Linked DNA regions of Mus musculus: region 1 is linked to region 2. A link is a loop called in an ENCODE intact Hi-C map of the cell type or tissue named here. Cell type or tissue: heart. All regions are shown on one strand. Links, peaks and the distances in the headings refer to the core of each region. The heading gives the core; the rest is flanking DNA.

Region 1 (8,301 bases), core at 302-8,301, 54 kb before region 2:
GAAAATCCACGAGCGTCCCTGTCCCACCATAGAACACTAATGGGTCAGGAAGGGCCAGGGAGCCCATGTCCCCTAACATGGAAGTTCTTTGTCCCTGTTCAGAGGCTAAGGGTCCACTCGCCTTCTCCTCCAGGAAGCCCTCCCTGACTGGCCATCCAAACTAAAGAGACTGTTCCCTCACAGCTCCTTCACTGTTCCACACCTGTCTATGACAGAGGTGATGAGTCACAGAGTGGGCAATTTCCCCCTTTCCAAAAAAAAGTCTGTCTCTCACACTGTCTGAGCTTCCAGGATGAGGCCCCTTTGGGTCACTGTTGTCTCCTGGAAGCATAACAAGGTGTCTGGCATACAGAAGGGGCTTAATAAGAGCTTGGGTGCAGGTGCATCCCCCCAGGCCAGGCCCAGTGTAGGAAGCACTGTTGGGTTCAGGAAACCCCTTGGGCTCTGCACGATTCCCCCCTGCTCTGCGGGACTGGCATCCACAGGGTCCAGCACCCTGCTGTGTGCTGTGTGACACAGATCCAGGCTGTCCCTCTCTGAGCCTCCAGATGGAATGACCTAGTGCATTGCAACCAGAGATGAACGGTGCTTAGCACACCGGGCACACAGCTGCGACACATCCTGGACTTCACACTGCACTTCAGGGACATTTTTGTTGTGTTCGGAAAATACCAATGACTCAGAGATCAAAGTCAATGAAGCTGTGCTCTCCGATGGATAGGGTACTGGGCTTCCCACAGAGTGGAAGGAGAGGGGAGCCACGCATCCCACTGACCAGCACAGTGTGTCTGCCACAGCCTCCCATCTGCCGAAAACAGGGCTTCATCCATCTATAAGACATGTACCGGGCTGGTGAGATGGCTCAGTGGGTAAGAGCACCCGACTGCTCTTCCAATGGTCCGGAGTTCATATCCCAGCAACCACATGGTGACTCACAACCATCCGTAACGAGATCTGACTCCCTCTTCTGGAGTGTCTGAAGACAGCTACAGTGTACTTACATATAATAAATAAATAAATAAATCTTTTAAAAAAATGTACCACAGCCCTGAGGGAAGGATATGTACCTTGGGGGGCCCTGGACCCCTGTGGCTCTACAGGGTACAGTGTGAGGGGGAGTGGGGTAGGGGGAACTCTTTGAACACCAGCTTCTTTCTGTACACTCAGGGTGACAAAGGTTAGCACTCTGGGAGGGCTGTGTAGGGAAGTGGACAGCAACTCAGACAGGTAGTATGGGAAACCCATGAGTGGGGACAGCTCCTTCCCCACCCCATTCTCCTCCTGCAGCCCACAGTGTGTGGTGTGCCCTGGGCAGGTTAGCCTGAGCAACATCAGGGCAGGACCCTCAGGATCCAGATTGCACCTTTATTTCTATAAAGAGAAGCGGCAAATCCAGGGGAGACCCTAGTGTGTCAGTTTGCAAACCCCCACTCCTTTTCTTCCCTCTGTGCTGGGGGTGAAACCCAGAGCCCCCCCCCCATATGTTGGACAAGTGTTCTATCTCTGACCTGTATCACCAGTCCTCTTTTCATTTCTTATTTTTGAGACTGAGTTTGCCTAATTGCCCTCATTCTCTAGCCCAGGCTAGAGATGAACTCACTCTGTAGCCCAGGCTGGCCTAGAACTTTCTATTCTCTTGTCTCGGCTTTCCCAGTAGCTGAGATTACAGGCCTAAACTAAATGTGTGTTCTTGTCCCTAGACATGTGTGTCTCCTGACTCCTGGAAGAAAAGGAAAGAAGGGGAGTCAGGGGAGAGGAGGAGGTTGACCCCACATTCACTGATGGGAGGTGGCCCAAAAAGCAGAGAAAGGTCCCAGGTGGCCTGGGATGGAGGTGATCAGGTGGCTTGGCCTCAGGAGGCAAAGGCAGGATACACATTTGGAAATGGGGGACTCCACAGAGCTCCCCATCTGACCACATCACCGCATGGCTGCTTCCACCATCCTCACACCCCCTTCCCCACCCAGACAGTTCTTCCTAATATCTCCCTGAATCTCTCCTGCTGCTGTGTCAGCACAGACCTGAGCTGAAGCACCCTAGTTGTCTGCCGAGCTGACAGCAGCTTTAACTCAGCGAGATAATCCTACCAGCAATTAATTGGCTTTTGTTGGAGGAGACTGAATACCATCTTGTCTTAATCTCCTGCATTATTCTCCCTGCTCAGCAGAGTCAACACAAGATTAGGTTTAATTTGGGGGAAGGGGGGGGGGGACAGTGGACTCACTAGGAGATGAAATAGGATCTGTCTGGGTATCCTAAGCTTTCTTCAGCCGAGGGGGCTTGAAGAAGGCCCAGGGCTCTGCTGGGGTGCAGGAGCACCCCAGATCTAAAGACCACCTCCAACCCCCTGTAGGTTCAGGCCTGAACCTAAACCAAGCATGGTGGTACACACCTGCAATTCCAGGACCAAAGAGCAGAGGCAGGAGAAGCAGACATTCAATGTCAGCCTCAGGCCAGCCTGGGATACTTGAAAGTCTGTGTCAAAACAACAAAAGACAAGTTGCATGGAGAGACCCCAAGGCTGAGCCTCTTCAAAGACCCTGGGGATGGGCACTGAGCCCTCAGCAAGGAGCCTGGTTGGGCTTTGGATTCAAATCTCAGGTCTGAGGCCGCCAAGCTGAGAACCGCCTTGATGATGCTGCCATCTGGTGGTCACAAGAGGAACTGCCCCTTGCTCCCTTCTCAAATCTATTTACAAGACAAATTAGAAAAGAAAGAGAATCTGGAAAGATAGATCTGAGACTAAGAGCACTGATTGTTCTTCCAGAGGATCTGGGTTCAGTTCTCAGCATCCACATTGTGGCTCACAACCATCTGTAACTCCAGCTCTAGGGCATCCAATGCCCTCTTTGGGTCTTCTTTGACATACATACATGCAGGCAAAACACCCATACACATTAATTAAAAAGCGATCTTTCCATTACAAAGCTGCTAAACAGAGATAATCACCAGGAAAATACAAGAAAATCCATTTACATCCTATGACACCTTAATTAAAACTGTCTTGGCACCCCTGGTGCTCATTCAATCTGCCTGGGGGTATGACCCATGCTAGAACCCTGAAGTCACCTTCCATGTCATGTCCATTTCAGCCCCCAGCTCATCCTTGCTCTGGCTCCAGTAGGATCCCATGTCTGATCCTGAACCGTAATGACTTAGCTCATCCCTGAGCTGGAAGCCACTTCCGATATCCTCATGAGCAACCAGCCTCTCCCACCTATGACTAGTTAACAGCTCCTACAATAGTGGAGGAGACAAGTCTCTGGGCTTGTCTGTGAGAGGTTTCTTGATTGGGTTAAATGAGGTGGATAGATCCACCCTGAATGTGGGATGGCGGCGCCATTCCACAGCCTGGGGGTCCTGATGGGAAGAAAAGGAGAAGGCAAGCAAAGCAGGGCGCCCTGCCTGAGGACGCAGCTCTCCCTGAAACGGCTGGTGAGCAGGTAGGATGAACCTGGGCTCTTCTGGAGAGGCGGGTTGGAGACAGGGTTTCTCTGGGTAACAGAACCCTGGCTGTCCTGGGCTCGCTTTGTAGAGCAGGCTGGCCCGGAACTCACAGCGATCTGCCTGCCTCTGCCTCCCGGGTGTTGCTGAGGTTCAAGGCGAGCGCCACCACCCAGCCTGAACGTGAGCTCTTAACAATGAAAACCAGCACAGGAGTCCTCAGCCTGAGCCTGTTGCCGCTGCAAGACACTGCGGTGACCACACCGTCGTCACTGCTACCGTCCGGTCACCCAGTGTTCTCTGGAAATGTGGTTCCACGGGCAAGTCTGTAAACTGCTGCTATCTAATCCCCGGTTCCCAGAAACTTCCTGTCCCTAGCGGAAGCTCATGTCACACCATGTAGCACAGTGCGCAGCGCGTCCTGGGGAGACTCTCTGGGTTAGCATCTGCATCTCTAAGCTCACGGCAAGCGGCAAGCTGTGTCCCCACTGCTCCAGGCATGCTGGCTGCATTCCTGCTGTAGGTAGGTTCATTCCCAGCCCAGGGCCTTTGCTTTGGCTGCCCGTGTGGTGGTGTTGTCCCAGACCTCTGTATAGCTGGGGCCTCCTCATCGTCTTCAAAGGTCCCTTCACAGAGATCCTTCCTGATGCCCTTGGCCGAGCAACCCGGTCACCCTCAGTACTCCTTTGTTGGCGCTGCTGTGGAGACCAGGTCCCTGAGTAGCTGGCTAGAATCCCACTTCTATGAAGGACTAGAGGACTGTGTGACCTCAGGGAAATTGCCTGCCTTGTCTATGCTTTGTCTCACTCGAAAGAAAGAAAGAAAGAAAGAAAGAAAGAAAGAAAGAAAGAAAGAAAGAAAGAAAGAAAGAAAGAAAGAAAGAAAGAAAGGAAGGAAGGAAGGAAGGAAGGAAGAAAGGAAGAAAGAAAGAAAGAAAGAAAGAAAGAAAGAAAGAAAGAAAGAAAGAAAGAAAGAAAGAGAAAGGGAGAGAGAGGGAAGGAGGGAGGGAGGGAAGGGGAGAGAGAGAGAGAGAGAGAGAACAGGGACTGGAGAGATGGCTCAGCACCTAAGAGCACTTGCTGTTCTTTTCAGAGGACTCGTTCAGTTTCCAGAACCCACACCAGGAGGCTCACAACGAATGGTAACGTCCACTCCAAGGGATAGGGTGCTCTCCTCGGGCATCCGCACCCATGTGGCTACACACAGAGAGACATATGCACATACACATATACATACAAGAAATAAAAATTGATATTTAAGATAGTTTTTATCCTTTCTTGCTACTATATTTGATTTGGGGTTTTCTGGGGGAGAGGGTTGTGGTTTTCTGTTTTGTTTTGTTTTGTTTTGAGACCGGGTCTTATTGTGTAACTATGGCTGGCCTAGAGCTCACTATGTAGAGACCACATTGGTCTTAAACTCATGGAGATCCACCTGCCTCTGCCTCCAGCACAGTTCTTAATGGGCGCCCACTGAGTAGGGAGAGTGTCACCTCATGTTGGCCGCTGGCTTCATTTGATTGTTTGTTAGTCATGTTTCTCCCTCTACAGTGTGAACGCCAGCAGAGGCTGACTAACTGTGATCTCTTCCTGACATGTAGTAGGAAGTCACATTCAACTCATATTCAGTAGCAATGCATATTCAACTTGTTGCCCTAAGAGAGAGAGAGAGCCCTTGGCTGCCACCTGCTGGCTGACACGTGGAATTTTCCTTGAGGAACGCTGACCTCAGCTCCTCCTCGATGCCTCCAGGGTGGTGGGCTCAGCCCAGTTGAGGGTTAAGAATGAACGTGGGGGCTGGTGAGATGGCTCAGTGGGTAAGAGCACCCGACTGCTCTTCCAAGGTCCAGAGTTCAAATCCCAGCAACCACATGGTGGCTCACAACCATCCGTAACGAGATCTGACTCCCTCTTCTGGAGTGTCTGAAGACAGCTACAATGTACTTACATATAATAAATAAATAAACCTTAAAAAAAAAAAAAAAGAATGAACGTGGATCACAGTACCCCAATGCAGACTGACTGTATTGCTATGTTGATTCCGGGTGCCACTTGCCATCTTATTCTGTTTCATGTTAGGGAAGGGTGGTGACAATCCCTGTTCACATCTGAGTGGACAACAAGCACCCACTGGGATGCCCAAGAACTCACACTTCACCTCCCTGAGCAACACAACCTCCTGACCGCCACGTCTCTGTCAACCAGATGGTCTCCCAGAACTACTGAATTTAACTGTCACGCCACACTTCAGCCAACTCCTTGGGTCTCTTAGGTGGGTTCCTGACCCTTGAGAAGCCTTTTTCTTTCTTTTATTTTTTTTTTTTAATTTTTTTGGCCTGAAAGGACAGCCTCAGTGCTCTGGGCTCCCTCTTCTGAGCCAGGTAGGCTCCACACACATATTGCAGTCCTTTGCCCTAAAGCTCTACCTTACCTAACATTCATTACAACCCAAGCTCACGAGTTTATGCTCCCTTCCATTACGCTAGGCCCGAGGCCACCAGTCGCTCCTCTTATGATTAGCAATTAAGGTGGGTGGGACCTTGCCCTCCCCTCAGACTCGGAGTCCCCTTAGAAAGGACTGGGGTGAACGGGGGAGCTGGGGAGTTTGGAGTGGAGATGGCGTGGAGGTTAAGAGCACTTGCTGTTCTCCCAGAGGAGCCACATTCAAATCCCAGCACTATGTCAGGCTCACAACCACCTAGAATTCCAAAGGCAGGCGATCTGATGCTTTTTCTTTTATGGGCACCAGAACGGGTCACACACACACACACACACACACACACACACACACACACACACACACACACACACACGTAGTCCCGGAAGACCCAAGACAGAGACTTAGAAGCAATTAGACAGAAGGGTCAAGGAACTAAGGCAAGTCCCAGCTCAGGCGGCTGTCCCACCTCACCAGCAGGTGGCACCAAACCACAGACTAAAAGATGAAGGCAGAGCTGGGGGTGGGGGGGGGGGGTCACAGTGGCTCTATTAGGACAACAGTGACAAGACCTCTCCTCACCCCCAGTCAGCCATGGAGCATTCTGGGAAGGAGCTGAGATGCCAGAAAGCAAGTAGCCTAACCTACAGCCTAACACACCCTCCCCACGGCCTACCCCAAGCATGGCACAGAAAGGCAGCTTGTAGATAAAACCAATCCTGGCCCAGCCAGGAAGGCTAGCATAAAGCAGGGATGAATAAAAAGAGTAGCCAAGATTATTCTTCTCTGTGTGTGTGTACGCGCGTGTGTGTGTGCGCGCGCGCGTGTGTGTGTGCGCGCGCGCGTGTGCGCGTGCGCGTGTGCGTGTGTGTGCGTGTGTGTGTGTGTGTGTGTGTGTGCGCGCGCCACTCCACAGCCTTCATCTCTAAGCCCAAGAGAATGCTATCCAGACCTGGTGGCGTCACTGCCAAACTGCTCCAGAGAGGGATAGGAACAACGCAGCAAGACACAGCCTAACTACTGGGCCAACGGAGCCTGTTGGGCAGGCACCCCACACTCCTTTACCAAGCCCTGTTGTGGATTCTGGGCAGCTTGGATGTCCTCAGGCGCCAGGCTCAGCCAGCCCCTCCTCAGACTCACAATCCAAGCCTTTGTCCGCTGGCCTGCCCAGGCCCAGCTGGCCCCACACCAACCCAAGAGCCCCTGGAAACCCGAGCAGCTGGACGGCCACCAAGTACTTTTCCAGGCCGGGCCAGGGGCCCTGGGGAGACGGAGCACGATGGGGTGGTGGAGATGTCCATTCATCTGTGCGTCCATTGTTGCGTTCTTTGGACAAATATTTATTGAGTGCCCACTTTGAGGCAGGCACAATGCTAGGAGCGCGGGATCCAGCAGCAGCCCCATACCCCCTCGGATCGTACATTCTAGAAGCGACTGCCCGTGGAGATGCAAATGAAAGCCATCCTACAGTAAAGCAACATGTCCTTCTTTCCTCGGGACCAGACTGAAGGAAGGGGCGGGAGAGAGGCAGGTGCAAGGCGTGGGCGAGGCAGGTGAGGATGCTACCAACTAAATTAAGGCCTTTCTACCCCAGAATTCTGCCTTAGAGGGCGGATGGTGGGGGTAGGGGAGGTCGTTCAGGGTTCCACCCACACGCTACTGTTGGTCACCCGGGCCCCGAACCAGCCCTTCCAGTAGACCGAGTCCTGCCCTCCGTGCTCGAAGCGGACAAAGCGGACACCTGGCCCGTAGTCGATGAAGGTGTGGGAGATCTGGGGGTGAAAGGATAGCACGTCAGCCTCAGGGGTCTAAGGCTGTCCTTGCCGTCCCACTTGAGCGCAGCAGCCTGACCCCAGCTCTAATTGTGGGCTCTACTTGCACAGGCTCCACAAGCCGGGGACGGAGTTTCCACAAGCTCTACCCGGGATATCCCCACCCTGCCCCCTCGGCCCATCGGGATCACCTCCATCCAACTGCCGTCCTCTGGCACAGCCACCTGTCCTGTAGCGAACTCCGCCAGCACATCTTCGTTCTCCGACAGCAGCCTCACAGTGAGCTCATACAGGCTGCCCGCATCAGTGCGACCCGAGTACCTGCAGGGGAGTGGGAGACACAGACCTCACCTGCTGAGAGCCTCACTCTGCCAGAGATCTCTTCTGCCTATCCCAGCATCCCTGCCGGGCAAGTGCACCCCCCCCCAGCAGTGTCCCCATTTCACATATAAAGAAACTTCGTCCACAGAGGAGACTGGGTCCCCCCACCCCACCCCCCAGCCAAACTCAAAGTGAACCAGACCCAACCTTGGAACCAAAGCCATCCTAGGAGGGACACAAATGTGTGTGTGTGTGTGTGTGTGTGTGTGTGTACATGAAGGGGGTAAGCAAGCCTTAATTTATTAGTAGTATTCTTGCCTTTTAAACA
Region 2 (8,324 bases), core at 314-8,313:
AGGTCAAAGAACAACTTGCAGAAATCAGTTCTCTCCTTCCAACATGTGCATCACAGGGGTTGAACTCAGGCCATCAGGCCCTTTTACCTGTTAAGCCATCTCTTAGGCCCTGTTTTTTAATCTCTCTCTCTCTCTTTTTAAAAAGATGTATTTATTTATTTTATGTATATGAGTACACTATAGCTGTACAGATGGTTGTGAACCTTTATGTGGTTGTTGGGAATTGAATTTTAGGACCTCTGCTCGCGCCGGTGAGTCCCACTTGCTCTGGTAGGTCAGCCCTGCTCGCGCCGGTCAACTCTGCTCCCTCAGTCCCTGCTTGCTCCAGTCCAAAGGTTTATTTATTATTATACATAAGTACACTGTAGCTGTCTTCAGACGCACCAGCAGAGGGCGTCAGATCTCATTACAGGTGGTTGTGAGCTACCATGTGGTTGTTGGGATTTGAACTCAGGACCTTCAGAAGAGCAGTCAGTGCTGAGCCATCTCGCTAGCCCCCATTAATTTCTCTTTAAAAGAGCTCTCTCTCTCTCTCCCCTTTCTCTGCCCCCTCCCCCACCAACTCCCTACATAACCAAGGATGGCCTCAAACTCCTGAACCTCCTGTCTCTACCACCTGAGTCCTGGGATTACAGGTGTGCACCACTACACACCAGTCTATGCAGGGCTGAGGATCAAACATGGGGGGGGGTGTTGTACATGCTAGGAAATCTCTCTATCAAACTATCTTCCCAGCCTTGATGGTGGATGTTGTTTTAAAACAAAAATCAATGAAGACTCAGGAGCTGGCTGCTGTGGTGAAAGCCTGTTAGCTGAGAGAGGCAGAGAACGCACCCAACTAACTTCCCCACTCCATCTATTTCCCAGTAGGAAAAAGCTCTTTCTCCTTACCATGCCACCTGCCTTAAATACCTTCAACTCAATATCCCTCCTTTTCTACTTCCTATGTCCACTTCCTCTTGACCTATCGTTGACTTTATTTAACTCCTGTTTACAGAAAGCTCTTTGGATTAAAGGTGAGTGTTAGGCTTAGCCACACCATGACAAAGTTTTTTCCAGTTTCTAATTTTAGGGTTCACAATGTGATCAAGCATCCTGAGACAGGGGATGGGCTTTCTCACTTGATTCTGCAAGGGAAGAGCTGTTCTCCAAGACCACACCCAGGCTGATAGGGAAGCTCTGAGGGTCACTGACTTTGTGACTCCATGGGGACAGCAAGCTGGCTTCAAAGCACCTCAGGTCTTGATCTCAAGATAGCAGAGGAAACAGGAAGCCAGGAGATCTGGTGACATTCATCTAGTCAGTGGCTCTGAGAGGAGCCCAGGGCCCCAGGTGAAGAGGAGCGTGGAGAGAAATGTGGTTCTTTCTTAGCCTTGTGGGTCAGCGAGGTGGTGACTCCAAGGCTGGGCATGGCAGCCCCTGCTTCCAGTTGTTAAAGACCAGCCTGACTGAGGTGGTCCTGAGGGCTTCAGAAGCTGGGCCAGCTAGAGTGAGGGATGCTGGGAACCAGGGAATCTTCCAGACCTAATTATAAAGCCACAAATCACAAAGAAATGGTGGTATCAGCACCTTGGGGACCCTAATGGAATCCTGTGCCATAAAAATTCAATCAGCCAGCTGACCTGGTATGAGCCTGGCCAGGGCAGTGAAGCTGGGGTGGATACGATTGCTACAGGCAGGAGGGTCCTCAGGGACTGGCAGACATGTCCCATCCACCCGCTACATCCAGGCCCTCTGAAACAGTCCTCTGGACCCACTGGGCTCAGCCTCATGCTTGGGCACTGAATCTCCAAGAGGCTCTGCTTTGCCTAAGATGGGTACGAGAACAGGTTGGCTTGCTCTACTCTGTGTGTATGTGGCAGAGGGGGGATGGTCAGAGTCATTTCTGCACAGCCATTCCCAAAGCCCTCAGCTCCATGGGACAATGCCGGAACCTCTGGAGACTCTCAAAGCTCATGGGAACTGACAAACAGATGCATGCTTGTCATCCTAGCACTATAGAGGCAGAGGCAGGCAGGCAAGAGAAGCAGAGATTCCAAGTCTCCTTTCATTATATAATGGGTTCCAACCTGGGCACCATGAGATTCTATCAAAGGTGGGGAGAGTGGATAATAGGGACAATGACAGAGCTAAGCCACTCTGGACAGCCACATGAGGCCCAGAGGGCAGACACTTGCTCATAAGGTGTAACTCACCATCCTGCAACTGTCTCCTACATCAGGAATATGGGGGAAATGACAGGAGTCACCATAGAGAGGTGCTAAGGAAATAGAGCACTCCAGTTTCTGGATGTGAGATACAGGTCAAATCTCAGCAGCAAGGGGTATGTTCTGGGCTCTAAGAAGCTCAGCTGTGTCTCAGAGGGCTTGGCTAAGGGCAAAGGCAGAGAAAGGACATCTAGACTAGTCTGGAAGCCAAAGATCCTCAGCCTCAGGTGATTTAAAATTTTTATTTTATTTTATGTGTATGGCTGTTTTGCCTGCATGTGTGTCTGGGCACTGTGTGCATGCAGTACCCAAGGAGACCAGAAGAGGGCGATAGCTCTTCAGAACTGGAATTATAGATGGTTGTGAATGGCCATGTGGGTGCTGAGAACAAAGCAGCAAGTGTCCTTAACCACTGAGCCATCTTCCCAGCCCTGTAAGGACTATCCTTTGTGGAGGAACCGAACTCTGAATCGTGGTGTGGGTGTGCCCACCTGCTCTCTTGGCCTCCTCCTATCAGAAATCGTTCACATCACCCCGTTTTGACATGTTGAAATGACCGCAGCAGCACTTGGTGATTCACACCTATCATCCCAGCATGCAGGATCCTGAAGCAGATGGAGCAGCATGAATTCAAGGCCGGCATGATCCTGTCTCAAAATAATAATAATAATAATAATAATAATAATAATAATAATAATATGGTTTAAAGGAAGAAAGAAAGACAGACAGACAGACAGACAGACAGACAGACAGAAAGAAAGAAAGAAAGAAAGAAAGAAAGAAAGAAAGAAAGAAAGAAAGAAAGAGCCAGATGTGGTGCTGTATTCCTTCAATCCCAGTACTCAGGAGGCAGAGGAAGGTGAATCTCTGTGAGTTTGAGACCAGCCTTGCCTATATAACAAGTTCTAGGTCCACACAGAAAGACCTTGTCTCAAGGAGGGGAACAGAAGCTGGAGAGATGGTTCTCTTAGGTTAAGAGTGCTTGTTGTTTGACGCTCTTGTAAAAGACCTGAATTTGGTTCCCAGCACCCATCCATATCAGGCTGCTCAGAACCCAGCTCCAGGGGATCCAGTGCCCTCTTCTGGCCTCCCCAGGTATTGCATTTACGTGACATCATTAACAATTTAAAAAGAGAGAAAAAAATAGGTAAAGGAATTTGCTGTGAAGCTGGAGTGTGGTACTTGACCCACGGAGAGAACTGACTTCTGCATGCACACACACCATACATAACAAATAAATGTATGTAAGCGAATGAATTTTTTAATCTTCCCCCAAAAGGGAAGAAGCTGGGCACGGTGGTTCATGCCTGCAATTCTGATGCTTGAGGGATGGAGGCGGGAGGAACAGTTCTCCTCCTGCTATTCCGGGCTACACGGGCTACACGAGACTGTCTCAAAACCAACATAAAACCTCAATTAACAACAACAGTCCAGGGGCTGGTGAGATGGCTCAGTGGGTAAGAGCACTGACTGCTCTTCCAAAGGTCCTCAGTTCAAATCCCAGCAACCACATGGTGGCTCACAACCATCCGTAATGAGATCTGACGCCCTCTTCTGGTGTGTCTGAAGACAGCTACAGTGTACTTATGTATAATAATAAATAAATCTTTGGGCCAGAGCGAGCAGAGTTCCTAAAATTCAATTCCCAACAACCACGTAAAGGCTTACAATCATCTGTACAGCTACAGTGTGCTCATATCCATAAGATAAATAAATATTAAAGAATATAATCCAAAAAACATTTTAAAAGTTAAAATCAGAAATGTGTACAGGGAGCCGAGTCTCCTCCACCCACGAGGGGAAAGCATTTTGGATGATGGGATGCAGATATGGAGCCTTGGGAGGGGATGTCGTGTATGTGTGTGGGGGTGGGGGGGTGGGGGGGCTGTGTACAGCACTCATGATGCTGGTTTTCTTTCAGGGAGAGCCAATGGCAGGGTGCCCCGTCCTCAGGGTCCCCACGCTGTTCCTGATCCTCCTGCTGTTTCCAGAGCTCCACACGGCAGGCACCCTTGCATCTGGATCCTCTGCCCGGAACCTGCCGGAGACCCACTCCCACCTCCCCAGCTCTGCACTGTGGGTGTCCCAGGCAAGCCATCATGGCCGTCGGGGCCTGGGGAAGAAAGACAGGGGCCCAGGAAGGCCTAGCCGGGCCCAGGAGGGGGCTGTGGTCACTGCTACCAAGCAGGCTTCCCAGATGACACTCGGACAGCCCCCTGCTGGCCTTCTGCAGAATAAGGAGCTGCTTCTGGGGCTGACTTTGCCCTACCCCGAGAAGGAGGCCCGGTCTCCCGCTTGGGAGAGGGTGAAGAAACGTGGCAGAGAACACAAGAGACGCAGGGACCGTCTGCGACTGCACCGAGGTAGCTGGAGACCTGGGGGGAGGAGGGAACTACACGGGAGAAGGCTCTAATCCAGTGCCAAGAGCAGGAAGTGGTCGTAAAGTCTGCGTGTTAAGCCCCCGCGCCCCGAAGAGACCATTCAGAGGTCTCCACCTAGGGCAGAAGGGGTACCCAGAAGAGGGGAGGCATCTTCCTGAAGTCAGAGTGGCCTGGCAGGCAGGGAAAGGCTAAGGGAGAGACCTGGGAGAGAGACAGGGGTGAAAGAGAGGAAACTGACATAGAAGTTCTGCTCCCTTAGGCAATCAGTCACCTTGCATCTGACCTAAATCCACCCTACTCACAGCTTCCCTGCGTACAGACAGAACGGCTGGAGTCTTCCTCCTAGCACATCCTTTAGTGAGCTCTGGAGCAGAGTCTGGGTGGAGAGCTTGCGCTCTAAAGCCAGATCTGCTGAGACCCGTGTCTGACTCCGCTACTAGCGAGTTTGTGCCTTGAGCGAGTCCCCTTCCTAAGCCTCGCTTTGTCCTGCTGCAAAGATGCCACCCAACCTTAGTGCAAGAGGGAGCTGATGCTCACAAAGCCTAGGGAAACTGCTACTAAACCCTTGGCTCCCCAGTCGGCATCCTCCAACCCTGAACACCAGCGACACCGTGTGGCGATCACTGGGAGATGCGGCACAAAGCAGGAGAGAGGTTGACTTGGGATGGGGAATGCAGGACGTCCAGCCTGCAGTTGCTTGGTTGTGAGACAAAGCATCATAGAAGAAGCCTAGAACTGACACCTCATGGTGCCCAGCGGCCCAGAGAAGGAGGAGGAAGAGAGAGAAAGACAGATAGACACAGAGAGGAGGGATGAGAGAGGAGAAGGGGGAGGAAGGAAGAGACAGCGCAGGAACATCTGGGTCCCCATATCTCCTTCAAAGACACCCTGATGACTCAAGTTTCCTCTGCTAGGCCTCATCTCCCAGAGGGCCCTACTGTTTCCATGGAGAGCCACTGGCTGGAGAGCCAAGTTTTTCTTTGTTTTTGTTTTTTTTTAAGATTTATTTTTATTTTTAATTATGTGTATGTGTGTGTGGAGGTGGGGTGGTGTATGTGTATGTGAGTATGGGTGCCACCAGAGGCCACAGTCATCAGACCCCCAGGAGCTGGAGTTAAACAAAGTTGTGAGCCGCCTGACATGGGTGCTAGGAATTGAACTCAGGCCCTCTGCAAGAGCAGGACGTCTCTTAACTGCTGCATCATCTCTCCAGCCCCAAGACCAAGCCCTGGGTCCTCGGGCGCATCAAAGACATAAACTTCAGTGTCCTGAGAGAGAGAAGTCACCGTCCCATGTCTGCCTGTGTTCAACCTTCCTTAACACACTCTCTGCCTCCATTCCCTGTGCTCCTGCGGTCACCCAGGCCCAAACGAACAGTCTCCAGCAAACCTGAGACTCACCAGCCAGCGGGCCTCTGCCCAGCCTCACCTGGCCCTGAGCCTGCACAGGCCACCTGTGACTGCCTGTAGGGGCAGAACAACAACGCCACAGATGGGTTGGTGGGGTTCACAGGGTATTATTTCTCTAAGAAGAAACTGGAGCAGCCTCAGCCTGCTTCTCCTGTGGATAGCAACAGGAGTGGAGTAGGGCAGGAACTGCCTCCCTGCCAGGTCGACTGAGACCCCTACGTGGCAACACATGCCCTCCCATTCTCGAGATCCCCTCTGCCAGTTTAGAAGATGTTGATGCCTTGAGGACTCACATGGGGCCCATAGTTTCCACGAAGTGATGGCTTCAGTGAAACGGCAGGGATGTCCTGAGGGATGGTGACATGGTGGCAGAGGGCAGGTGAAGTCCACAGGCCAGGCCAGGCCAGTTTATCAGCATTTGGGAAACCTCAGATTGACTGGGGTTCATTTCTGCAACTCCTCCAGCCTCTGTCCTGGTCCCATTGCTTGTGACCCTCTGCTGACCCTGTGTTGTTCCCTGCCACTGTCAGTATCCCACACCCAGGTGTCTTTCAAGATGGCCCCAGGAGTTAAAAGCATCAGGTTTGCACTCAGGACTGAGGTTCAAATCCACGCTCTGCCAGGCACGAGCTGTTTGTCCTTGGCGAAACTGCCTAACCTCTCTGGCTCAGGCTCCTCCCCTGTTCATGAGCAGAGCAGCAACTACTTCTCAAGAGTCCCTGGGGAAGTTAGATGAAGTCATTATCATGGAGGGGTTCACTGGGGACCCAGCATGCCAGGTGCAATATCAAGAAGCACATGCGTGTGCATGCATGTGTACATGAGTATGTGTGTACGTGTGCGTGTGTGTGTGTGTAAGCAGTGGCTCTCCTCCCAGCTACCTCAAAGGCTTCTCCCCAAGCAGTGTCTTCAACCTCCATAAACCTCACCTCCTCCAGGAAGTCTTCTATGATTTTATGTAACTGGCCAACCTCAGGCATCCTGAATCCAGACTTACTAGAATGTAGCTTCTAGTGGAGAATCCTCTGTTCACACACCGACCCCTCCCCAATGACAGGTCTCTAGCAGGGTAGACAGCAAGGATGATGGGTAGATCAAGGGCTCATGATGCCCAGCAGCCCTTGGCTTACACAGTACACAGTGGGGTGGCACAGCAGAGAAGACAGGATGCCCTGTAGGTAGACACCGAACAGCAGGTGGGTCAGCCTGTGCTTGCCTTGTCTCAGGCCGAGCTGCCATCCGTGGCCCCAGCTCCCTCATGAAGAAGGTGGAACCCTCTGAAGACCGGATGCTGGAGGGTACCATGGAGGAGTCTTCCACTAGCCTGGCCCCCACCATGTTCTTCCTGACCATGACAGACGGTGCCACGCCTACTACAGAAGAGTCCCGGATCCTGCCTGTCACGTCCTTGCGGCCCCAGGTAGGGGCCCCACGAGGCCTTGAATCTGAACACGCCTTTAAGCCTCATGCAAGCTGCCTGTCAGGGTTCCCTAGATGAACAGAGTGATAGTGTGAATGTAAATATCTAGGGATTTATTAGAGTGGCTTACAGGCTGTGGTCCGGCTAGTCCAAAAGCAGCTGTCTCCCGATGGAAAGGCAAGACTCCAAGGCTGGCTAGCTCAGGGGATTTTGGGCTATGTTGGATTCTGAAGGAGCAGGTTCTAAGACCAGCAAAGGAATGCCTCAGCAGCAGGATAGATGAACTTGCCAGCGAGAGTCAGGGCAAGCAGGCAAAAAAAGCAAACGCTTCCTCCTTCCCTGTCCTTTCTTGGAGGCTACCTCAAGAAGGCGTGGCCCACACTTGAGGTGGGGCTTCCTGCTTCAACCATCCAGTCAGGAGAAGTCCCTCACAGGTGTGCCCAGCTGCTTGAATTGATTCACCTCCTGTTCCACTTAGGTAAACTGAGGCACAGCGGGGTGGTAGTGAACACCGTTAATCTCTGACTCCACCAGGTAGTCTGTCTGTAGAGGGGCTGCCAGCACCCAGACAACATGGTTGGGGCTCGGGCTGGGGACAACCAGGAAGCCAATTCCATCTCAGCATGCTGTTCTCTGCACACACAGAGGTGGGACTGTTGTGGAGGACGTTTAAAGTCTGGAAGAGTACAGAAAGCAGCCACGGTGATTTAAAGCCCAGATCTAGGGACTAAAGAGATGGCTCAGATGTTAAGAGCACTGACTGCTCATCTAGGGGTCCTGAGTTCAATTCCCAGCAATGCTCACAACCATCTGTAATGAGATCTGATGCCCTCTTCTGGTGTGTCTGAAGACAGTGACAGTGTACTCATATAATAAATAAATAAATAAATAAATAAATAAATAAATA

What was found. Hi-C counts contacts between places; a loop is a spot of excess contacts. Peaks named below come from ENCODE experiments on the same cell type or tissue, not always from the same donor. Only the 100,000 strongest peaks of a DNase experiment are listed, where the experiment ranks them.
Region 1: it touches region 2 in a loop (6-fold over the local background); 32 of 42 quality-filtered maps call a loop at or near these places.

Annotation. Positions count from the first base shown.
Region 1 is chr4:148,165,316-148,173,616 of GRCm38, reverse strand. It overlaps Fbxo2 (F-box protein 2), which reads right to left. Exons shown (of 6, transcript NM_176848.1): 5 at 7,844-7,973; 6 at 7,200-7,652. The coding sequence ends at 7,518. Among named protein-coding and RNA genes, the nearest start is that of Fbxo2, 8.8 kb to the right of the region's middle. In heart, for the core only: CTCF peaks have their summits at 5,134 (motif pointing left) and 6,358 (motif pointing right); DNase peaks (open chromatin) are centred at 6,476 and 7,046; H3K4me3 peaks cover 528 bases; H3K27me3 peaks cover 6,671 bases.
Region 2 is chr4:148,111,805-148,120,128 of GRCm38, reverse strand. Draxin (dorsal inhibitory axon guidance protein) reads left to right here. Exons shown (of 7, transcript NM_027426.3): 2 at 4,129-4,570; 3 at 7,224-7,417. The coding sequence starts at 4,138. Among named protein-coding and RNA genes, the nearest start is that of Draxin, 15 kb to the left of the region's middle. In heart, for the core only: CTCF peaks have their summits at 2,508 (motif pointing right), 3,291 (motif pointing left), 4,424 (motif pointing left), 5,207 and 1 weaker place; DNase peaks (open chromatin) are centred at 4,368 and 5,198; H3K4me3 peaks cover 1,058 bases; H3K27ac peaks cover 618 bases; H3K27me3 peaks cover 2,025 bases.